Regions from separate parts of the Homo sapiens genome. Here all the other regions are linked to region 2. The links are chromatin loops, found by intact Hi-C in ENCODE. Cell type or tissue: natural killer cell. All regions are shown on one strand. Region 1 overlaps PMEPA1 (prostate transmembrane protein, androgen induced 1). Region 2 overlaps ZBP1 (Z-DNA binding protein 1). Region 3 holds the start of LOC105372692 (a long non-coding RNA gene).

Region 1 (8,000 bases), 76 kb after region 2:
GATGTCCCTCAACAGGTGAATGGTTAAACTAACCATGGTGCATTCATACCTTGGAACACTACGCAGCAACAAGAAGGAATGAACTACTGACACCTACAGCAACGTGGAGACATCTTCAGAGAATTACGTTAAGTGAAAAAAGCCAATTTCAAAAGGCTAGATAGTGTATGACTCCATTTCTATAACATGCTTAAAATAACAATATTATAGAAATGGAGAAGAGATTAGTGGTTTCATGGGTAAGGGGGTGGATACAGTTAGAAAAGGGTAGAATGAGATGTTCTTGTGATGGGACTGTTGTGTCTTGACTGGTGGTTACACAAATCTACGCATACAATAAAACTGCATTGAACGAAACACACACACAGACACACACACTCGAATGAGTGTGTGTAAAACTGGGGAAAGGTAAGGTTGATGGTTTGTGACAAATGTCAACTGCTGGCTTTGGCACTGTACTACAGTTATGTAAGACGGTACCATTGGGGGAAGCTGGAGGATATCTACATAGAACCTCTCTGTATTATTTTTTACAACCGCATGCTAACAAACAATTGTCTCAAAATAAAAAGTTTTCTGAAAACAAGTGAACGGTCTGGGAGTGCCCTGTCCCTTGGCATCACCAGAATCGCCCTGGCAGAGGCTGAGGCCAGCAGCCTTAAGCGGTCCTTAGGGCCTGGCCCAGGCCTGGCACTGGGGGAGGGGGTTAGTTTCCTGCAAAGGGAGGGTAAGAGCCGAAACAGAAGCCGCTTCCCTCTCTCGCAGCCTCCCTCGCCTCCCGCTCACAGCATCTGCCATCTGGCTGCTGCAGCCACACGAAACCATCTCTCGGCTGTCATCTCTCCACTTGCAGGTCTGGCTCCCAGGTTTGAAGATTAAATTCTAAACACGTCATTTAAAATTTAGAAACGAGGAAAGGAGATTTTAAGTAATCTGGAAGCACTGGCTCCTATTGTCTGCCCCAAGTAATAAGCATGGAACCTCCAACCTCTGTCTTAAAGGTGACAAGAGCCAGGGGAGGGAGAGCAGCTTGGGATTCCCCGATGTAAAGTGTCACTGCCTCCCCAATACAATCAAATACTCCCAAAAGGATGTCCCAAACTACCACTGTACCCCCAAGAGAAAGCATCACTGTAAAGTATCAACATATTGTTCAGGAAGAACTGCGGACGTCTCTGCCAGTGAGCACTTCAGGCACAGAAGAGCCAGGAACTGCAGGGATCTCTGAACAACACGAGTGTTTTTGAAGAAGAGTCCTCCTCTGTCTTCTCCAGAACATGGAACAGAACTAGAGCAGGTTTGTGATAATGAGCACCTAGGAGCGGGGACCTCCTTAAATGATCTGGTTAGGGACAGCCTTTCGGAGGAGGTGGCTTTTCAGCAGAGACCTTAAATATGAGGAGAGTTGGGGAAAAAACACTCCTGGCCAAACAATGGCAAGTGCAAATGCCCTGAGGTAGGAAACCTTTGTCTCATTCAAGGGCAAGAAACCCTACCTCCTGGGGCATAGCATGAAGATACAATGAGGAGCTAGCTGCTTTGGGGCTTGGCAAAGCTGCACTGAGACTTCCTGCAGGTGGCCATGGGTGTGTATTGGGGCAAAGGCAGCATAGACAACGTGAACTTGAAACGATTCAGGTATCATTTTCCAGTGTGACTCTCCAAACACGGCACACATCAGACCTGCTGGGGAAGCTCCTTTCAGACAATGCGGGAGCCGTGTCCAACAGGCTGAAATTGACATCGTTCAGTGGCGGGTTCCGGGACCTGCAGGGAATGGACTTACAAGCGCCCGCTATGGATGAACAGATTCCAACCAGGCGCTCGCTTCCTTAGTGAAGGAACCACTTGTTCAATTATGAAGCCCAGGATGTGAAAGCAACTGCTGGAGCCACATAGGTGAATTTGTTATGCTGGAAGGGGGTGGTCACCTGGCACTGTGAGTGGCTCAGAGATCCCTAAGTGATCAGAATTGTAAACGACCCAGGGGAAAACCTTGGGAAAAAACTCACCCTCTTAGATACTGAGTTTCTAGGGGAGGAGAGTGGCTTAGAAGCCCCTAAAATGGGTCAGATGAGAAAAGGACAGGGCCAGAGAGGGGGAGGGAGTTGCCCAGAGACACAGAGCAACCGTGCAAAGCTGGCTAGAGCCAGAGCCTGCGCCTTCCAGTTCCTTGGGTACAGGCTGTCCACGCAGGCATCCCTGGTGGGAGTGAGGGTCACAATGGCTGTGACCTTGACCATCTTTGCAAGGTGAGCCTAGCTTGTGGCATGGAGTCTGGCTTGCACTGCAAGCCCCAGGGAACCGTCGGGGGATGAGTGGATGGTAAAAACGACTTCTGCCCGTCAGACACTCAGACACACCAGCGGGGAGAGCTGCAGCCACTCCAGCTTTAGCTGGGTTGTGCTAAGAGCTTTAAGTGCATTATATCATTCAAAGCTCCCAAGGAGCCGCTTTGGGGAGTCCCGTCAACACCCGCATTCTGCAGATGAAGGGACTGGGACCTCAAGGGCAGCTGCTAGGGCTAAGGTGTGGTTCTTCTACCGGAGATGATTTTGCCCCAGGGGACATCTGGCCATATCTGGAAACACTTGTGGTTGCCACAACTGGGAGGGGGTGTTACTAGCATCCAGTGGGCGAGGGGAAGTAGCTAAACATCCACCCTGCCACGCACAGGGAAGTCCCCCACAGAAAAGAATTATTGAGCCCAAACGTCAGCACCAAGGTCGAGAAACTCTGGATTAAATCAGATGATAGTGAATATCTCAGGCACAGTGCCGGGTGCATAGTGCTTGCTCAATAAACATTAGCTAGGCAACAGCTGATTCCTAATTAGGCCTCAATGTGAAGACAGAAGCAGGGACTGAAACCACACACAACCGGTTTGAAGAATAACAACAACTTAGTCTAAAAACATCTGCTTTGAAAGCAAACGCTTAGGAAAGGGCAGTTGTTCATTTCACACTTGGATTGTACATTTCTGTAGGCTGGAGTCGCAACCACCTTGATCACCGATCAACGCACACTGGCACCAACCACCATGCCAGACACACAGGAGGCACTTCGTAAATGCTTGTGAAATGAATACATGGGTGAGGGAAAGTGGCGGAGAGCAGTCTGCGTGAGGACGTAAGCACAGGTCCTTCTCTGGAGGCAGGAGAATGAAAATCATCCCACGGGTCGGGGCCGGGTCAGTGAGGAAGGGAGGGAAGGAGTTCTGAGAATGTCAATCTGCAGGACAACTTCTAGTTTCCACCTTTTGCATGAGGGATTTCCAAGTGCCCCAGGGCCTGGGAGTCCCCATTCATCAACCCTGGGTGCTACCAGGGACAGGGCCCATTGTGATTTGTGAGGCCTGCCTGAGTGCTGGTGGGGCAGGGGTGAGGCAGGCGCCCATGCTCCTTCCTGACCTCTCCAGCACGCTCCATCCACTTGCATGGAATCACGGCAGTGGGGAATGAGAAACACCCCTCCATCACTGCCACTGGGAACCCCCGTCCCTCCAAACCTGCCGCCTGCCTGAGCTCCTGAGGGCACCCTCACCCTGCATGGGCCTCCTTCCTGCCAGGGAGGGAGCCCTGTGCGAGGCAACCAGGGGTTGCCCCGGAGCCAGTCCCACTTCTGCCATCTGCGGGTGACAGCGAGAGACCTCTCTAGGGTGTCCCCTGCCTGAGACGACCGTGAGGATGGTGTGGCGCTGCCTCTTACAAGGGTGGTCCCAGCATCAAGAAGGGAACGGCCCTCCCAGACCTTTCACTGCTTAAAATAACCAACTTTTTAATTTAGCAACCATTGTCGTTTCACGTTCAATTCTGTAAGCAATAATAGAGCTCTCCACGTACCCTCCACCTCCTCCCCTGCTGGCAGCACCTTACAAAACTCGATTCTCTGTGGTTTTCCCAGAATCAGAACTTGTGTACGCTTTAGTCACCCCCTCATTTTACAGAAGAAGGAACTGCAACCTGGTCAGTCCCCCCTCAAGGTGACACGGCCAGCTGGGAACTGGACATGGCCACCACACCTAGCTTAGCAGACCTCACCCTCTCGGCTTCTCCTCTCTGCCTGAGGTACTCCCCCCAAGGTCTTCCCACCGCTGACTCCTTCTCATCCCTCATTCTCAGCACAAGGTCAGCCCTGCTGAGAGACCCTCTCAGACCAATAAAGCAGCCCCCAGGCACAGTCATGTGACACTGTCGAATCTCCTCCTCCGTTCAGTATCTGACTCTGTTTCCCATCTGCACCAGACTAGTAGCTCCCTGAGGGCAGGCTCAGGCCTGTTCCATTCACCAGGTCCTCCCATCTCCAGTGGCACAGGGAAGGAGCTCACCTACTGGATAAATGAACAGAAGATGGGTGATTCGCCCAAATACCGGGTCTGTCCTCCTTCCTTAGGTCACTATTACACACAGACAGACACAGCTACCTTCGATGGGAGGTGACGGCGTAGCAAAGGCTCCCAGTGGGAATGAAGGCTTGAGCTGAGTGTGAATGGTGCTCAGAGCGGGGGACCAGCTCCACCAGCGGTTCCCTGTGTGACCTTGGGCAAGCTGTTCTCTGAGCCTCGGTGGTTTCATCCATAAAATGGGGAAATGACAGCCCGCTGCCCTTGCATACCTAAGCACAAAGTCACTGGTAACTAGGGGCCCAGGTTCTGGGTCTCCCTGGAGTGTCGGGGTCCTAGGCGCCGGCCCAGAGGAGTTTCAAAGTCAGCCTTTAACTGCCCTCCCAGTAAAGAGGCTGCTGAATGCTACAGAGCAGGCTCCCGTGCCCACCGCCCCACACCTGGAAGACGAAAGGACACGAGAAGGAGAGGCACAGCTGCGTCGCTGGCTGTGACCCACACTCCTCCAGTTTTTGATTTAAAAAAAATCCCTGAAACAGCACCCACTCCCTGTCAAGTCTGTGTCCCCATCGCCAGCAGAAACCAACTCCTCCTGGAGGAAGGAAAGTTCAATGGATGAGCTATAAATATTTCTGCTAGATGCTGCCTGGGAGCTGGGCTTTCTGCATGAGCAGGCCCCGCTGAAAAGGAAGGCGGCTCGCCAGATTTGTTTCGAATTATGAAAATAGATGTTGTCTCCCCACCACATCTGTTTTGCCTGACAAATGAGCAGCAGCTCGCCTCCTAAATAAGGCAGCACACCAAGACGGTCTTGAAACTCCGGCTTCTCCAACTCTTCAGAAAAGGAGAAGAAGAAGAAAAAAGAGTCCAAGCCTCCCAGGTTTGAGCTCTAAAAGCCAGACCTTTTTCAATGTCATCTCTCACGCCGCAGTCTCCGGGGGCATTTACGCCACACTTGTCCTTAAGCTCAGATCTCCCTGAGCAGGTAGAGGCTGCTCACGTTAGAGGGCACGGATATCCCCCACTGCTTTTTAAAAAGAAAAAGAAGGCCAGGAGACACGCGATCAATTATAAAAAGTGCAAAGAAAGGAAAGCTCCCTAAACTCAAGCCAAGGGTGCGTTTTTGATGTGCTGAGAGAGGCCAGTTTTTGGAGGGAAACATCAATACTGTTGCCATTCAGTTCTCTATGCCATGCTGGCCTGGTGACTTGGGTTAATATAATCATTTTCCTTTAATTACTCCAGGAAAGACCCAATTACAGCGCAGACGCATCTGCCAGCCTGAGGATCCAATATTTAATAGCCCATCCTTCAGGAACATTCCTGCTTGGGAGCTTCCTGGAGCGAGCAGCCCTGCATGCATTACGAACTTGCATTACTATACTAACTCGGTGGTGGTGTTCTGGCCTGTGTGCGTGTGTGTGTGTGTGTGTGTGTGTGTGTGTTTCTTTTAAAAGTCTCTTCCCCTGAAAATACTTCATGTTGATATTTCTTCTTAAAGATGCTGTAATTATGAGAGAGCAGAAAGAACCCCCGAATGACTGTATAACTTGAAATATTACAAGCACAGTCACCCCACTTCCCCACTCCGCGGGGAAATTTACAGGCTTCCAGGCTGCCACCAAGAGGGAAGGACTAGAGCCCAGCAGCTCTCAGAGTTCTTGGAGTTCTCGGCCTCCGAAGCACACTGTCCAGCCACCTGCACAAAGTCCATCATAAACCCATGCGGGGCACAATGGGAGTAGCTGCTCAACAGACCACTCCTGCCTGTGGGCTGTCTGTTTTGGGGGTAGAAATAAAAAGATCTGGCCAAGAAACCTGGAGTGTTATGGGATGTCCTTCTCTATCTCCTGCAGACGAAATGTCCCACCACGCCCCACCCCCGGCTCCGCAACACCGCAGTCAAGTAGGCTGATAGGTTAGACTCGCTTCATCTGGCAGAAATGAGACGCAGTTTAGGGATCCCAGGAGACATCTGGTCAGCTGCCCACGCCTGACTCCCCCTCCCCAGCTTTTGTGCCCCCTACCAAGTAAAAACCGGAGGGCAGATTGATGACTGCGGGAGGGGAGGCGGGTGGAAATTTATGGCTTTGCAGCAGGTCAATGGTAATGACAATAGTTTTCACGGGTGGGGGTCGGGGAGTTAGGGGTCTAGCTGGGAGGGGGGCAGGGTGACTTCTCTCCACCCCGCAGCCCTCGCTCCAGAAGGGAACTCGGAAGCCTGCTTCCCTCCTGACCTGAACATGTAGCGGGCCTGGAAGTCAACTGAATTTCCCAAGTCCACTGGGCTGTGTAGCTGCCTAAGAAGGAGGGGGGCTCTGAGAACCGCCCCCACCACCCACTGCAGAGTCTGAAGGAGCCAAAGTGGGACCACTTTCTGGTTGCTGGCAGGACGATGCCTATTTGGCCTCTGCACCGGTTCCTGTTGGGCGGGTGATGGGTGATTGGGGGGCCCGGGAGACCCTCCACCCCCATAGCTTGCCAGTTTTTCACTGCGGTAACAATGACCTAGTCGCTATGGCAATGAGGTTAATTAATGCATCTATTTGGCAGAACTAAAACCTCGGACGCATTCAACTAGCCCTGATATTTTCATCCTTAAGAAGCCAACCTCTGGTGTTTTATTTGTCTAGGCATGTAGGCATGCCACAAAACAAAACATTGCCACAAAAGGAGGAGCTGTAAGAAGAAATGGGGGAAGTTGTGGGGAGGAGCTGGGAGGGGGGGGTCTCTGCCCACCCCTCAGAGAGAAGAAAACCTGGAATGTCACTTTTCCTTTTTCGATGATGGTATAAAATTAGCACAGTCAAGTAAATGTGTTATAAACACAAAGATGCTGCCAGGAGGCAAAGTGCCTTCATTTAAGGAGAGGAAGAATGGCTGAGGGGTTTTAGAAAGGGGGCTGGGTGGTCAAACGGTTGGAGGGGGTGCCGTCTGCAACCCTCCCAAGTACTGTAACCAGAGGGAAAAGCCATTTCCCCCGAGAACGTGCATCTGCAGAACGTCTAGACAGTCATAAAGAGGACAATTAAAAAAAGAAAAAAGCTGCAAGCCGCAGTCACTCTCCTCGCCAGGGTACCCACCCGGCTGCAACCTCCAGCTAACTGCCCGAGCAGGTGAAAAATTATAAAAGCAAGAAAAGCCAGTGTGGGCTAGGAGGAGGCCGGGGAGTCTGGGCCGAAAACAGTTTATGAGCAAGTGTTTTGAAATCCCGCTTTAAATAAGCCGGTAAATGAATTCAACCTTGTCAGATCTCTCTCCCCTCACGCAGACCAAATATTCCGCTGGCGTGCTGTCTAGACACAGATAACAAAGGACTTTTTACAGCGCACAGAGACGCGCTGACAAAGTAGCCATTTAAAGATGCAGTATTGCTTTCTCGGCCTAAAACGATTTGTCAGATGGACTTAAATGAAAATGCTAAGTTATCGGTCTGGTTTGGGGTCTGCTGGTGGACTGGCTGGGGGGAGGGGGCTGGCTGCTCCAGAGAACTAGAAACCATCATCTGTGATTGGGCTGCCCTCCAGGTCGCTCTTAAAATAGGACTGTACGTGGCCGCCCAGCAAATAATTCTGGCTCTTCTTGTTCTGGGAAGGCGCCTGCTAAGATGTCTCTAACACCTAGTAGCAGCAATTTTGTTGTAGCACTGTTCACTTAA
Region 2 (8,000 bases):
GTGAAGGGCCTTGTCCAGCATACATTGGACCCTGGAGGTATAAGAGTTGAAAGCCAGGGCCCCTGAGTCCAGTAAATTCCTCATTCAAAGCTGGGGAGTGTAGCGGACTTCTGAGGTTCTAGCCTGTCCAGCATCCCTTTCCTGGTAAATTTAGAAAACAGCTGATCCATCACCCTTAGGCCATGTGACTGGGGGTGGCTGCTCCCCATCCTGGTTCCAGAGATAAGCTATGTGATACCAGTTGGCCAATCACCGCATTCTATTGCTCTGGCCAATGACTGGTGGGGAATGGGCATACAAATAAAGCCATCTGTTGTGGCTTTTGCTGTCGGGAAAGTCATCCCTCTCCACTGGGTAGCTAAGCTAGTGGTGTGGGGGCCTGGAGCTGCTGGGGGCTATCATTGAAAACAGAGGAAAGCAGTAGGGGGGTGGAGCGAGGCTGAGTTCTAAGAGATCACCTGAGCTCCTGGATCTAGACATTCCTGAAGCAGGCTCTATGCCTGGGCTTGTCTATTAGAAGATCCAGTGCATCCCCTTTTGTGCTGAAGCAGGTCTCAGCTTTCTATCATCTACGACCAAATGAGTCTCGATGGACGAGAGCTAGACTAATGACAAGGCAATGTTGGGGCAATGAAGTGTGGGTTTGATATGGGGAGCAGAGGAGGCTTCAGAAGCAGACAGGAGGCATCCAGCTAGCCTGGGAGCTCTGAAATCTCTCGGTAAGGTCATGCCTCAGGTTGAGTAGCAGTGAGCTAAGGGGAGTGGGTAGGGGAGGTGAGGGGGCAGCTGCCCTTCAGAAATGGAAATCCCAGTGGAGCTGGCTTCAGCACTAAGGGGACATCTCAGTTCTTCTAATGGGTAAGTGCTAGGATAGGTTCTGCTTCAGGAATGACTGGATCAAGGAGCTCAAACAATGTCTTACGAATCCCCTTTAAGGGATGAACTGTAAGTTCTATATATCAGTCTAGGTTCTGACCAATATGTCAAAGCATCCACCCTAAAGATCCTCCCAGTCGAGTTGGGCAAGGAGATATGAATTTGTTCAATAACTGTTTTTACTGAGGCCCTGTGATGAGCCAGCCCCTCCCCGCCAAGGTAGACATTAGCCCCAGGGGCATCAGCTTTTGGGTGTCAGATGCCAAGGCCAGTGAAGGAGACAGAGTGGAGTGTGACAAACGCCCACCTGAGGACTGGGTGTGGCATTGGAGTTGGGGGCAGCAGAGTGCCTGTGTGTGTGCATGTGTGTGTGTACACCTGTGTGTGCATGTGTGTGTGCCTATGTGCACACTGAAGGACGGACACAGTCCTTGTTCCACAATCACCCTGCCCAGCTGATCACCACCTCCCTCTATCCCTCTCCATCTTCCTCCCACCATGCCCCACCAAATCCCTCCACTACCCACCCCACCCCATGGTTCAAGAAATGTTGCAGAGCCCATAGCCCTTCTACGGGAACTTAGCCCCTAGCGGGGTGGTGGGGTCTGGTAAATAACAAGCTGACATGGTTTTGCTGTGTCCCCACCCAAATCTCATCTTGAATTGTAGCTCCCATAATTCCCATGTGTTGTGGGAGAGACTCAGCAGGAGATAATTGAATCATGGGGATGGTTCCCCCATACTGTTCTCCTGGTAGTGAAGTAAGTCTTATGAGATCTGATGGCTCCATAAGGGAAGCCACTTTCCCTTGGCTCTCATTCTCTCTCTTGCCTGCTGCCATGTAAGACGTGCCTTTCGCCTTCCACCGTGATTGTGAGGCCTCCCCAGCCACGTGGAAGTGTGAGTCCGTTAAACTTCTTTTTGCCTATAAATTACCCCGTCTTGGGTATATCTTTATCGGCAGCGTGAAAATGGGCTAATCCACAAGCACTCCCTGCTGATTGGCCAGAAGAGGTCACCTGACCCATGGGTCAGCCAATGACTTCCACCAGGGCCTGGGGACCCAGGGTCGGGGTGGGAAAGAATTTTCTCTTTGGGAGTCCAGCTAAAAGATCCTGAGAGATCAAGGCTGAGGAGAGAAGATTCTAGAAAGGTCGGGTGATAAGGAGGTCAGGTGGCCACAATGGGCCTTGAGGAAGTGAGACCTCAGGTGAGGAGAGAGTGGGGCAGTGTTTCAGTTGGCTCAGGCTGCTATAAAAAAATGCCTCACCCTGGGTAATTTATAAGCAACAGGAATTTATTGCTTACAGTTTCGGGGTCTGGGAAGGCCAAGATCAAGGTGCCAGCAGAGTCAGTGTCTGATGAGGGGTTGGTCTCGGCTTTAAGGATGGCACTTTGTTACTGCATCCTCACATGGCGGACAGGCAAGCGGGACTAACAGGCTCCCTCAAGCCCTTTCATGGCAGCGCTAATCCCACAATCCCACTCGCCCTCCTGACTCCATCCCCTCCAAAAGGCCCCATCTCTTCATACCACTGCACTGGGGATTATGGTTGGTTTATTTTTTATTTATGTATTTATTTTTTTGAGACGGAGTCTCGCTCTGTCGCCCAGCCTGGAGTGCAGTGGCGCGATCTCGGCTCACTGGAAGCTCCACCTCCCGGGTTCACACCATTCTCCTCCCTCAGCCTCCGGAGTAGCTGGGACTCCAGGTGCCCGCCACAACGCCCGGCTAATTTTTTGTATTTTTTTTTTTAGTAGAGACGGGGTTTCACCATGTTAGCCAGGACGGTCTGGATTTCCTGACCTATTGATCCGCCCGCCTCGGCCTCCCAAAGTGCTGGGATTACAGGCGTGAGCCACTGCACCCAGTTGGGATTATGTTTTGATATGAATTTTGTTGGGACTCAAACATTCAAACCACAGCAGGTAGCCATGATGGAAGGTAACTCCAGGCAGATGCCCCGAGCCCAGGAAAGAGTGGAGAGAGTCCCCTGGGCCTGGGGGACCGAGCCCCACTCCCATCTACCCACCTCCTCTTGGCACACCAAAGGTTCCCCAAGGCAACTCCCTGTCATCTACTCCTGGCCATCAAAAGACCTGGCCTGAACCCATCCCCATGCCAGGTCCATTCCCCCAAAACTGATTCATGCAGGTTATGTCTGGAAGCAAGCAGGTCAAACAAGACGCTAAGGAATGCAGAGAGCAGCAGGCTAGTCTCCCTAGCATGCGCCCACCCCCAGCCTGTGTCCAAGCCCCACGTGAGGCTGTGCACTAAATCCCACCTCCCCACCAGCTCCCCTCGTGTGAGGCTTCATCCACATAGTGGCTGCCTTCTGCAGCTTTGTGACTCCTGTTTCCAAGAGTCATAGTTTCCAGCTTGGGGGTGAGCTTCGAGTGGCTGGGAGTGATGGGCTGACCAATGTCTCGAGGAAAGTGACTTCTGGATTGTGTGTCTGCGGGACGACGACCTAGGGAAGAGAAGATGGGGGATCAGCTTCATGGGCACGTGGCCTGGGCATTTCCACAGGGACCCGCTCTTGGAAGGATTTCGAGCTCAGCTTGAGCCTTTGTTGTTACTGTCTTTAGATTTGTACAAAGTCTTGAACAGGGAGCCCCACCTTTTCACTTTGCACTGGGCCCCCAGATCATGTAGCCAGTCCTGTCCTAGTTTCACAGCAGTGAGATGGAGGAGCAGAAATAACACCAGAAAGCCCCCATCCCAGGGCTCTCCCAGTCCTCCCAGGGACCCCAAAAGACGGCTCTACATGCTCTGGCACTGACAGTCTCTGATTAGCAATTTCCTCAAACAAAACAAAACAAAACAAAACAAAACAAAACAAAAACCATTCCAGGCCTTACACATCTCAGGATAAGGTCCCGCCCGCCACTCAAGGAGGAAGTGACAGGCAGACCTCATTTTATCTCACTTTACCTTATTGTACTTTGGTTTATTACACTTCATAGATATTGCACTCATTTTTCACAAGTTGAAGGTTTGTGGCACCCTGTGTGAAGCGAGTCTATCAGTGCCAATTTTTCCAGCAGCATATGCTCACTTCCTGTCTCTGCGTCACATTTTGGTAATCCTCACAATATTTCACACTTTTTCATTTTGATTATATGTGTTATGGTGATCTGTGACCAGTGATCTTTGATGTTGCTATTATAATTGCTTTGCTTTGGGGTGCCACAAATATCACCTGTAGAAGATGACGAAGTTAATTAATAAATCTGTGTGCTCTAACCTGTCACTGATCAGCCATCTCCTCCTCTCTCTCCCTCTCCTCAGGCCTCCCTATTCCTTGAAGACACAACAATATTGAAATTAGGAAAATTCATAACCCTACAATGGGCCGGGCGCCGTGGGTCACACCTAGAATCCCAACACTTTGGGAGGCTGAGGTGGGCAGATCACCTGAGGTTGGGAGTTCAAGACCAGCCTGACCTACATGGAGAAACCCCATCTCTACTAAAAATACAAAGTTAGCCAGGCGTGGTGGTGCAGGTCTGTAATCACAGCGACCCAGGAGGCTGAAGCAAAAGAATCCCTTGAACCTGGGAGGTGGAGGTTGCAGTGAGCCAAGATTGTGCCATTGCACTCCAGCCTAGACAACGAGAGCAAAACTCCATCTCAAAAATAAATAAATAAATAAATAAATAACCCCAAACGGCCTCTATGTGCTAAAGTGAAAGGAAGAGTTGCACGTCTCTCACTTTAAATCAAAAGTGAGAAATGATTAAGCTTGGTGAGGGAGGCATGTCCAAAGCTAAGACAAGTTGAAAGCTAGGTCAAAAGTTAGCCAAATTGTGAAGGCAAAGGAAAGGGTCTTGAAGGATATTAAAAGTCTTACTTCAGCAAACACATGAGTGATGAGAAAGTGAACCAGCCTTGTGGCTAGTGTGGAGAAAGTTTTAGTGGTCTGGATAGAGGATCGAGCCAGCTACAACAATCTCTTAAACCTAAGCCTCGTCTAGGGCAAGGCCCTTGCTCTATTCAATTCTAAAGGCTGAGAGAGGTGAGGAAGCTGCAGAAGAATAGTTGGAAGTGAGCAGAGGTTGGTTCATGAGGTTTAAGGAAAGAAACCGTCCCCATAACATGCAAGTGTGAGGTGAAGCAGCAAGTGCTGATGGAGAAGCTGCAGCAGGTTACCCGGAAGCTCTAGCTAAGATCATTGATGAGCGTGACTACACAACAGAGCAGGTTCTTAATGTAGATGAAACAGCCTTCTATTGAAAAAAGATGTCATCTAGAACTTTCATAACTCGAAAGGAGATGTCAATGCCTGGCTTCAAAGCTTCAAAGGGGACAGGCTCTCTTGTTGGAGATTAATGTAGCTGGTGACTTTCAGCTGAAGCCTCTCCTCAATTACCATTTTGGAAATTCTAGGGCCCTTAAGAATGATGCTAAATCGACTCTGCCTATGTTCTATGAATGAAGCAACAAAGCTAGATGAGAGCACCTGTATATAGCTTGGTTTACTGAATATTTTAAGCCTAGCATTGAGACTTACTGCTTAGAAAACAAAATATTCCTTTGAACATTTCACTGCTCATCGTCCATACCACAGGATCTGAGTGTTCCGCATCCTGGATTGAGGGCCAAAAAAAAATTTTTTTTTTACTACTCGTTGACAATGCACCTGTTCATCCACGGGCTCTGATGGAGATGTAAAAAAGAATTAACATTGTTTTCATGCCTGCTAGCACAGCATCCATTCTGCAGCCCATGGATTAAGGAGTAACTTCAACATTCACTTCTTATTCTTCAATAAATATATTTTATGAGGGCATAAGTGCAACACAGAGTGATTCCTCAGATGGATCTGGGCAAAGTAAGTTGAAAATCTTCTGGAAAAGATCACCAATCTACATGCCGTTAAGAACATTTGTGATTCATGGGAGGAGGTCAAACTATCAACATTCACAGGAGTCTGGAAGAAGTTGATTCCAAATTTCATGAATGACTTTGAGGGGTTCAAGACTTCAGTGAAGGCAGCAACTGCAAATGTGGTGGAAATAGCAGGAAAACACAAATTAGAAGTGGAATATGAAGATGGGACTGAATTGCTGCAATCTCATGAGAAAGCTTGAACAGATGAGTTGCTTCTTATGGATGAGCAAAGAAAGTGGTTTCTTGAGATGGCATCTATTCCTGGTGAAGATACTGCGAACATTCTTGAAATGACAACAAAGGATTTAGACTGCTATATAAACCTAGTTGGTAAAGCAGCAGCAGGGTTGGGGAGTCTTGGTTCCAATTTTGAAAGAAGTTCTAGTATGAGTAAAATGCCATCAAACAGCATTGCATGCTACAGAGAAAGCTTTCATGAAAGGAAGAGTTCATTGCTGCAGCGAACTTCATTGTTGCCTTATTTTAAGAAATTGCCACAGCTGCCTCCACCTTCAGCAACCACCACCCTGATCAGTCAGCAGCCATCAACATCAAGGCAAGACCTCCACCAGCATAGAGATGATGACTGGCAGAAGACAGGTGATGGTTAGCATTTTTAGCAATAAAGTATTTTAAAATTAAGGTATGTACATTGTTTTTTAGATATAACGTGATTCAGTGCACACCTAATAGACTAGAGCATCGTGTGAATATAACTTGTATATGCACTGGGAAATCAAAAATTTGCATGACTTGCTTTATTGGGGTGTTCTGGAACTCACCCATAATATCTCTGAGCTATGCCTATTGATGTCTCTTGGGGACAAAGAGAGGTGGGTGGGTCAGGGCAAGGGGCAAAGATGTCATCAGCTCTTCTGCTAGAACCTTAGGGAAGAATGTCAGGATGTTGCAGGGCAAATCTGGGAGTGTGACCATTTTTTTTTTTTGAGACAGAGTCTTGCTCTGTCGCCCAGGCTGGAGTGCAGTGGCATGATCTTGGCTCACTGCAAGCTCCGCCTCCCAGGTTTACGCCATTCTCCTGCCTCAGCCTCCTGAGTAGCTGGGACTACATGTGCCCGCCACCATGCCTGGCTAATTTTTTGTATTTTTTAGTAGAGAGAGGGTTTCACCGTGTTAGCCAGGATGGTCTCGATCTCCTGACCTCGTGATCCACCTGCCTCGGCCTCCCAAAGTGCTGGGATTACAGGCATGAGCCACTACACCCAGAAGTGTGGCTATTTTTAAAAAACACAGTGCTGTGTTCTTTCCGGAAAGAGAAGTCTTCAATGGTCTGGCTTGAGACCCACAGGGCTCTGCAGACAGCCTGTGCTGTGGGGTCCTAAGCCGGATCCCCATCTGGTGGCACATGCCCTCCCAAGGGTCCCCAGTGGCCTTGGAGGTCTCAGAGACTCCCTTTGCTGCTGGAAGGAAGTCCATGCTCCCAGATGCTCATGGCCTGAGTCCTGAGGAATGCGCTCCTGGTCCCCGTTCTGCAGGTGTCACATGTGCATGGGGCTCCCAGGGGTCCTGGAGGGAGAGTTTGAAGACACGTGGGGCCAGGGTCTCCTCAGTTGCTGGGACAGCAAGGACACGGCCCTTGGGGTGAGGAGACCCTCTGGACTTCCAGGACATGCATCCCCTGGGCCTTCAGGCACTGGAGGGTGGATGCCGGCCAGTCCTCCAGATTCCGTGAATCCATGTTTTCTACCCATTGGTGGGACTGGGTGTGATTCCTTATTCCAGATCCCAAAAGGGTAGGAGCGGAAATCCGCCTTCTAATTCTTTTTTCACATGGGAGGCAAAAATCTCATCCAGCCCCTCTCCTGCTCAAAGCCCCCCATGGCTTCCAATTGCCTTAGCATCGACTGCAGCCTGGAGCCAGGCCCTGGCTCTGCTCTCCATGCTCAGGTCACCCTCAAACCCCTGTGGGTTCCCACACTGTCATGTCCTCACCTCCAGGCCATTGTCCACACTGTTCCACCCACCAGGTACACCTGCCCTGGCCCTCCCCACCTTGCGTGGACCTGCCCAACTCTCCAGCTGCCCCCACCCGAGGCCCCGAGCTCCCTTCTGCAGAGTTGGAATCCTCAGGCTCTGCAACCAGCCTGTGCAGCTTCCAGGGACCAAACGGTGGCTGGGACGGTGAACCGCACTGGTTTCCCCTCTCCCCTCTTCCTGTTGGCAGTGGAGCCCCCTCCCCTGAGTCTCTGCTGGGCTTAGACTGCCTTGA
Region 3 (8,000 bases), 110 kb after region 2:
TGCATTGGGATCCTACGGAGAGCCAGAAATGAGCTCACTGGATCCCCACGACAACCCTCTGAGGTCCAAGCTGATATTATTCCCATTTGACAGATGGGGACACTGAGGCTCAGGGACCCAAGGATGAGGTGGAGCTGGGATGTGAATCAGGTACTTGGGCCCTAAAGCCCATGGGCTGGCCTCAGCAAATGATGCCTTCTGCACCCTGTCTCCCTCCTCACTGCCTTTGACTGGGTCCTCCCTGGCCGTCCCACTGGACTCGGTTGGCACTGTGCCCCTGGCCGTCCCACTGGACTCGGTTGGCACCGTCCCCCTGGCCGTCCCACTGGACTTGGTTGGCGCCGTCCCCCTGGCCGTCCCACTGGACTCGGTTGGCGCCGTCCCCCTCAGCTCCACGGAGGCCCCCGGGGATCCACCATTTGCCTCACCGCTGGTGGTGTCTGTTCATAAAACCTCATCTCCGACCATGAGGGGCAGCTGACTCTGCAGCGGAGTGAGGCTGGAGCGGCTGGGTTGGTGAGAGGCCACTCCAGCACCTGCTCTGGGTCTGGCGTGGGCAGCCTTGGCAGGCTGCTTCAGCTCACTGAACCTGCGTCCCCTCTGCCACTAAACAGGGAGGAGCGGGATTTCACAGTGAGGGAGAGGCAGTGTGGGGAGGCCTCAGCACAGGGCCCAGCGGCCCCTGGACTCGGTGTCTGTGAGTTCACCATCCCCTCCACTGCTCCAGGGGGCAGGCCAGTCTGGCATGCCTTGCTTGGGGTCTGGCCTGCAGTGGGTGCTTGGCAAACCTCTGTGGACTAAATGCAGGAGGGACACCTACCCACAAACACATCCAAATCCCATTTTTGGCTGCCTTCATGACTGGCTAACAAGTCTTCCCGCTCACTCACCCTCTCCACCTCCAAGTATCCTCTTGCAGCTGAGTATCCAGAAGCCAGTCACCTGGGCTAGCACCTACCAAGAAGAGCAAGGAGCGTTTGCATGGTATCAACCAGAACCAGAAGTCTCAGCCAGAAAGACGTGTTGTGCATGTGTGGTCTCCACTGTGAGCTTGTGGGTGTGCGTTGCATGTATATGCAGGACGTACATGTGCATATTCACGCTGTGGGGTATTTGTGTGTGTGTGGTGTGTGTCGTCTGTGTTGAGGGTTTGAGGGTGCACGTTGTATTGTACATATGTTTGGGGTACGCATGTGAGTATTTGTGCTATGAGGGTATGTGTGTGTTGTGCGTGCATCTGCATGTGTTCTCGCATTTTCTTGGTTGTGTTGTGTGTGTTTAGGCGCTGATACAGGAGCTTCGCTGCTGTACAAATATACAGGAGCTTTGCTGCTGGACAAATGTCAGATGGTTGAGTTCTCCAACAGCAATCCAAAGATGCTCGGCTAAATTGGCCACAGATGACACCCCCACCTCCATCCCGGGGTGCCATCCCATTCTCTTCTGTCCAATTTTTCAATTCCAGCAGGGAACTGAATTCTTCCCGAGAAGAGAGGGCTTTGGAAGCCAGGCAGGGAGACAAGGGTGGGCAGAAGGAGAGGACAGAAGGGAACATTAGAGCCAATTTTGTCTTCTGACAGATGGGTAAACTGAGGCCCAGAGAGGGCCATGACTTGGAGAAGATTCAAGGTGCCAGTGAAAGGCAGAGCTGAGCTAGGATCCATTCAGTGCCTGACAGCAGCCCAGGCCCTGCAGGGTCTTTGGTTACCTTAAATAGCTTAATACACAGACTTTTCTACCACAGGTTGAGCTTGAGAGGGGAATGGAAGATTCCAGATGTTTAACTCATGTCTGAAACACTTTCAGAAAGAACTATGAGTCACTCAAGCTGATTTCACGGACCAGAAATACCCAACCAAAAGTGTTCTGCGTCTCTCTTGTCATGAATGACACATTGTACTGTTATTAGGAGTAATTAATAATATAAAACTGTGCTTCTCAATGACACCAGAGCGATTTAGGGGAGGCTGGCCCTTGGTGTTCTGCTGCTGGGTTTGAGGGGAAGCAGGTAGAGTGGTCTGGGTGTGACAGCAAAGGCCATGCTGATCACAGAGGACTCGGACATGACCGTGTCTGCCAGGCTCTGTGCAGTGCTAATGCCAGGCACCACACCTGGCACAGAGACAATTCCACACCTCGTGCCAGGTGCTGCAACAAGCCGTGGGGCTGCACAGTGACTAGCGCAGGCCAGCTCTGCCTCCACGGTATCCCCTCTGATGGGCTTACCCACTCATCTGCCCATTTCCCCCAAACCTGAATTCTGCATGCTGAAAACCGTGGGGTCAGGCAAGTACATGTTACCACTTCTGTGTGACCTTGCTGAAGAAAGTGAATGAACTACTCCGGACCTTAGTTTCTTCATCTTAAAAGTGGAGATCTGACAGGTATCCATCCACTCATAGGGCCAGTGGAAGATTACATGGGTAACTCATGCAGGGCACTCAGCACAGGGCCTGGCTTGGAGCAAGCTCTTGAAAAAGCTAATTACAGTAGTCCCCCGCCACCCACCCCATGCATGGCTTCCCTTTCCAAGGTTTCAGTTACCCATGGTCAGCCGAGGTCCAAAAATAGTGGGTACAGTACAGTAAGATATTTTGAGAGTGAGAGAGAGAGAGGGGGAGGGACCACATCCACACAATTTTTATTACACTATATTGTTATAATTGTTCTATTTTATTGTTAACTGTTGTTGTCAATCTGTTACTAGGCCTAATTTATAAATTAAACCTTATTGTAGTATCCATGTGTATGAAAAAATAGAGTATATAGGGTTCGGTGCTGTGTGAGGTTTCAGGCATCCACTGGGAGTCTCAGAACGTACCCCCATGGATAGGAGGGAAGACTGATTAACACTGCGCATTGTGCATCCCAGGGGCTCCCCGTCCCGGACAAAATACAAACAGACCCTACTAAATCCCTCTTCTTCCCTTTGGATAACTTATCTCAAATTATAAATTATAATTTTGTGTGTGTGAATTTGTGAGTGGCTTCATTCAGTGTCTCTCCCCAGCTAGACTGTGTCCTGTGTCTCCCCAGTGTCTGGTCTAGGGACAAATGCTGAGACGTCTGCAAGGCCATCTAGAACGCCAGGAAGGCACTGTGGGAACCCAGAGGAACAGGGCACGACGGTGCCCAACAGTCCCAGGAAAACACTCTGTGCCCTTCACCTACATCTCCATGCCAGGGTTGGAGACAGGGTCCTGTCCCATCTGCACATGGAGCCCTCCGGACGGGTGAATCTGTCGTCAGTTTGGGGCTTGGGAATCGGTGTCCAAGAGCTGGCTTCAAAGGCAATGAAACTGGCATTGCATCTTTGAAGGCAGCACAGGCTACATCTGTCTTATTCTCCGTGTCCACAGCCCCTAGCAGTGACTGGCATGTGGTCACGCCCAATAAATATTTGCTGAATGAATGAACGCAAAACAATTTGCAATGTGGACTAGTCCCTTAAAGTATGTGTATCTGCAACCGGTAAGTCTACCACATATCTTAAGGAAATAATCAGAGAAGTGAACAGTTTTAAGGAGAAGAACGTTGATCCTATCTTCATTCGTAAAAGCAAAAGTGCAATGAAATTAAAAACAAATAGAAGATGCGTAAATAAAAGGCAGTGATCATAAAACTGTTCAAAACCTTGTTTTCAAAAATTATCTGATGATATAAAGTCCCATATAAACTAAATTTAAAAATAGGCTGCAGAACCGATCTCAACTTTTTACAAAAATATTATTAGAAAAAGGATTAAAATGATATTTGCCAAAATATTAACAGTGGTCAGCTTTGTGCAATGGATTAAATGCAATATATTTCTCATATTGTTTGCTCTATTTTCTACCATGAGCATTCATTTAGAAAAATTTTTAAAAATTTTTACTTAATAGTGCCTCTGAAGCACCTCTCAAGTCCTACCTCCTGCGGCTCCTTTAACAGCGGCCAAGACACCGAAGAGGCGGGGGTGCCAGACAGGCTGACGTCATGGGCAGCCCGAAATGACACAGCTAACCGGCCAATCCCAAGTTTGGATTCCGGGAGAAGCACGATCTATTGGATACAAGTGCTGGTGGCCTCGGCCAATGGTGGGAGAGGGGCCGGAGCCCGGCGGCTGCGTGGGTTTTAAATCCACGTGGTGGCTGCGGGGCGGGGCGCGGGGCCTCGGTGTTTAAAGGCTTTGGGTCCGCCGGGGCTGCAGCGGCGGCGGCTCCGAAGCGCTTGTTCTTTTTTGTGAAAGGCGATTCCTCCACCACCTCTTAGGATCTTGGGCAAGTCACTCAGCCTCGCTGAGCCTGTTTGCATCAGTAGGGTTTTGTGAGGCTCCAGCCCTTCAACAGAACATTTGCTGAGCATCTACTGTGTGCCCAGCAGGGCCTTCTTAGATCAGGTATAAGGCAGGAGGGAAGCGTCGGGAGTCCCAGGCCTGCTGCCTCTGTAACCATGGGCAGGTGGTTCAACATTACCTCCCCTTCTTCCCCACTGCTCTGCCCCATCCTGGCTTTTATTGTATCTCCTCTAAAAGGGTGTGAGCTCCACGGGGAGGTACCCATGTGCTTTGAGGAAGGTCTGCCCCAGTTTATATTCAATAGGTACTTTTTGAATAATTATTGCAAAGACTAGTTCTCAGCACAGAGCTTAACACATAGGAGGTGTTTGATAAATGGCAATTGTTCATGCAATAAAGAACAATAGCAGGCCAGGTGCGCGGTGGCTCACACCTGTAATCTTAGCACTTTGGGAGTCTGAGGCAGGATTATTGCTTGAGCCCAGGAGTTTGAGACCCCTGGGCAATGGTAGTGGGACCTCATCTCTTAAAAAAAAAAAAGAAAAAAAGAAAAAAAGAAAAGAAAAAGAAAGACAGAAATATATTAGCCAGGTGTCTTGGTGCATGCCAGTAGTCCCAGTTAATTGGGAGGCTGAGGCAGGAGGATGGCTTGAGCCCAGGAGTTTGACGCTGCAGTGAGCTATGATTGTGCCACTGCACTCCAGCCCGGGCAACAGAACAAGACCCTGTCTCCAACAGCAACAACAGCAAAGAAGAACAGATAGCACTGATGGAATGCCTATTACGTGTAAAGTGGTGTTCTGGGCATTTCACGTGTATTACATGCAATTTAACATTAACAAAATTACAAGTCTTATATAACAATATTCACAAAAAAAAACCAGATTAGTCACCATTATTATTCCTATTTTGCTGATGTGGAAACCAAGGCAGAGAGAGGCGAGGTAACTTTTCTAAGGTCGCGTGGCTAGGAGGTGGTGGGGCTTGATTCAAATCCAGGTCTGTCTACTCCTGGGGCCCTTGTTCTTAACCCCTGCGCTATCCCAATACTTGTCTAGTACTCAGCCTTTTTTTTCCAAGAACGTTCTAAGTTAGGCCTGTGCTAGTGGGAAGTGGGAGAGGAGGGGATAGGAATCAGGTGGGTGAGGCAGAGCCAGGTGAGCTGGGGTCCTGCCCCCTATGGCATGGCCCAGCCCTATGGGGTGGCATTGGGCAGGAAGAGGGGCAGTGAGACAGACAGCCACTGGGGCCACGTGTCCTGTAAACAGGCTACCTGCTTGCCAGGCCCTGTGCTGGGCTGGTGGGGGGCAGTGCGGGGCAGTGCTGGGCATGACACACCCTCCCTGCCCTCATGGGGCTGTCAGTCTAAACCAGCTACCACTAATGGTGACCTGAGTGCAGCCTGCAGGAGGGGTTTTGGTTTTGCCTGCATGGTATTTAAACACTTTTTAAACATGAATTGCCTCGGTCCCCACCCCTCCCTAGTGTCACAGATGTCAGCTTTACTCATGTGTCCCACCAGCTCCTGAATGCCCTGAGCAGCTTTGTTCCCTGGTCTCCCCATGCCAGCAGCCCGCGGGGGGGGGGTGGGGGGGGGGCTCTGTGGCTGGCACACAGTGACTGCCCTGGCTTTCTTTGCTTTGCCTCCTGTCTGTGTTTGAAATCCCGAAATCACCGCCTTGAGCTCTGAAGCCCAGCGGCTCCGAGGCTGCAAGCCTCTCCGCTGGCCCCAGATGTGCAGCATGCAGCTTGAATCTCTGAGGACTCTGGTGGTGGATGCCAACTCCAAGTAAGTCAGACTTGGTTTCAAGTCCCAGCATCACTGCTAACCAGATGAGTGACGCAGGGCAAGCTAATAAAATCTGCAGAGTCTCAGTTTTTCTCCTCTGCGAAATGGGGATAATAGCTCCTTCTTCATCCGGTTATGGTGAAGGGTAAGTGCGTTGATGCAGGCTGAACGCTTGGCACAGAGTAACACTCTTTCTTTGGAGGCAGCTCATTTAGAACCATTGTCACTGGCAGGAAGTCCTTCCATACATCAGGCTGAGGTCTGCCTGCTTTATAACTTCCATAATTTGTTTTCCTAGCAGCATAAACATGCTTCTCTCTCCATAGAACGGCCCTTCAGTAACTAAGGGCCATGCTAAACATCACGGTGTTCTATTCAAGCTCTCCTACATCATTTGTGGAGCCCATTGCAAACTAAAAATGCCAGGCTCCATGTTCAAAAATTAGCAAGAACTTCAGGTTGGTGACAGCAGAACTCAGAGCCCCTTCTGAGGGCAGAGCCCCATGTGGCTACACGTTACATCCCTTGAAGCTGGCTCTGTTCTCACTGGGGGTCCATGGTATGGCAGCATCCTCCAGTACCACAAGATGGGGTCTTTCCGGAGCTGAGCAGGGCAAGGACAGGTTCTGGCTGGACCCAGGGAAGCCCACCTGCAGGTGTGGCCTCTATCTCTGCAGCTCACAGTGGGAATCTGGCCCACAGGACCCAGCCTGCCACCCTCCAGGGAGCCGTGGAGATTTCAGGATTTCTCCTCTGCGAAATGGGGATAACAGCTCCCTCTTCATCCGGTTATGGTCAGGGGTAAGTGCGTTGATGTAGGTTGAATGCTTGGGCAGAGTAGTGCTTTTTTGTTGTTGACGGCGCATATATTGAGAGCAAAGCACACAAATCCAAAGTCGATTGTTTGATGACTTTTCACGTTGAATATACCTGGATCACCACCTCCCGGATCAAGATTGAGAGCATTCCCGTCACTCCAGAAAGTTTCCGGTTACCGCCCACCTTGTTTCCAGTTACTGCCCACCTCATTTCTAGTTACTGCCCCCCTCATTTCTAGTTACTGCCCGCCTGCGTCCCTGCAGAAGAGATAACCACGATTCTGACTTCTTTGACGGTAGATTTCTTTAGTTCATGCTTGACTTTCTATTGTTTTATTTTTATTTTTGTATTTTTAGAGACAGGGTCTCACTTTGTCACCCAGGCTGGAGTGCAATGGTGTGATCATGGCTTACTTCAGCCTCCATCTCCCCTGGGCTCAAGTGATCCTCCCACCCCAGCCTCTCAAGTAGCTGGGACTACAGGTGCGTGCCACCACGCCCAACTAATTTTTTAATTTTTTGTAGAGACGAGGTCTTGCTATGTTGCCCAGGCTGGTCTTGAACTCCTGGGTTCAAGCTCCCACCATGTCCTTCCAAAGTGCCGGGATTATAGGCATGAATCAAGGCACCTAGGCTTGATGTTCTGTAAACAGAATCCTGCGGTATGTATTCTTTTGGGTCTGACTTCTTCACTCACGGTTAGGCGTGCTAGGTTCACCCTAAGCACAAAGGCATGCTGCTTTGTTCTTTTTCATGGCTCTGCAGCTTTCCTTTGTGTGCAGACACCGTGATTTGTCCCTTCTCTTGTCATGGGCATGGGTTGTTCCCAGCTGTTGGCTCTTGCAGGTGGGGCCGCTGTGGACACTCTTACCATTGTCTCTTGGCTTGCTCCTTGCACACTTATTCTCCTTTCTCTGGGGTCCTTTGTCAGGAGTGGGAACGCTGGCAGAGGGTGGGCTTGTATTTAGCTATAATAGATATTCCTGATCAGTCTTCCAAGGTGGTCGTACCGACGCCCATTCATTGCCACCCGCAGTGGACGGAGACTTCCTGGTGTTCCACATCCTCCCCAGCACTCGGTTTGCCGCTCTTATTAATGTAGCCATTCTGATCAGTG

The links. A loop is a pair of places that touch in the nucleus more often than their neighbours do. Peaks named below come from ENCODE experiments on the same cell type or tissue, not always from the same donor. Only the 100,000 strongest peaks of a DNase experiment are listed, where the experiment ranks them.
Region 1: a loop joins it to region 2, with 6 times the contacts of the local background. A loop is called at or near these places in 6 of 110 quality-filtered maps.
Region 3: a loop joins it to region 2, with 6 times the contacts of the local background. A loop is called at or near these places in 6 of 110 quality-filtered maps.

Annotation. Positions count from the first base shown.
Region 1 is chr20:57,677,798-57,685,797 of GRCh38, forward strand. All of the region lies in intron 1 of PMEPA1 (prostate transmembrane protein, androgen induced 1), which reads right to left. Among named protein-coding and RNA genes, the nearest start is that of PMEPA1, 28 kb to the right of the region's middle. RefSeq lists enhancers at 218-734, 735-1,250, 1,815-2,339, 2,340-2,863, 2,690-2,759 and 4 more and a silencer at 4,078-4,241. In natural killer cell, a CTCF peak has its summit at 3,644 (motif pointing left); DNase peaks (open chromatin) are centred at 2,614 and 3,604; H3K27ac peaks cover 2,913 bases.
Region 2 is chr20:57,601,423-57,609,422 of GRCh38, forward strand. It overlaps ZBP1 (Z-DNA binding protein 1), which reads right to left. Exons shown (of 8, transcript NM_030776.3): 8 at 2,430-3,347. The coding sequence ends at 3,151. Among named protein-coding and RNA genes, the nearest start is that of ZBP1, 15 kb to the right of the region's middle. In natural killer cell, no CTCF peak of the experiment used is centred here; DNase peaks (open chromatin) are centred at 3,889 and 4,579; H3K27ac peaks cover 2,232 bases.
Region 3 is chr20:57,714,593-57,722,592 of GRCh38, forward strand. It overlaps LOC105372692 (a long non-coding RNA gene), which reads left to right and starts at 4,082. Exons shown (of 6, transcript XR_007067675.1): 1 at 4,082-6,065; 2 at 6,743-6,866. RefSeq lists an enhancer at 468-996. In natural killer cell, no CTCF peak of the experiment used is centred here; a DNase peak (open chromatin) is centred at 4,019; H3K4me3 peaks cover 385 bases; H3K27ac peaks cover 453 bases.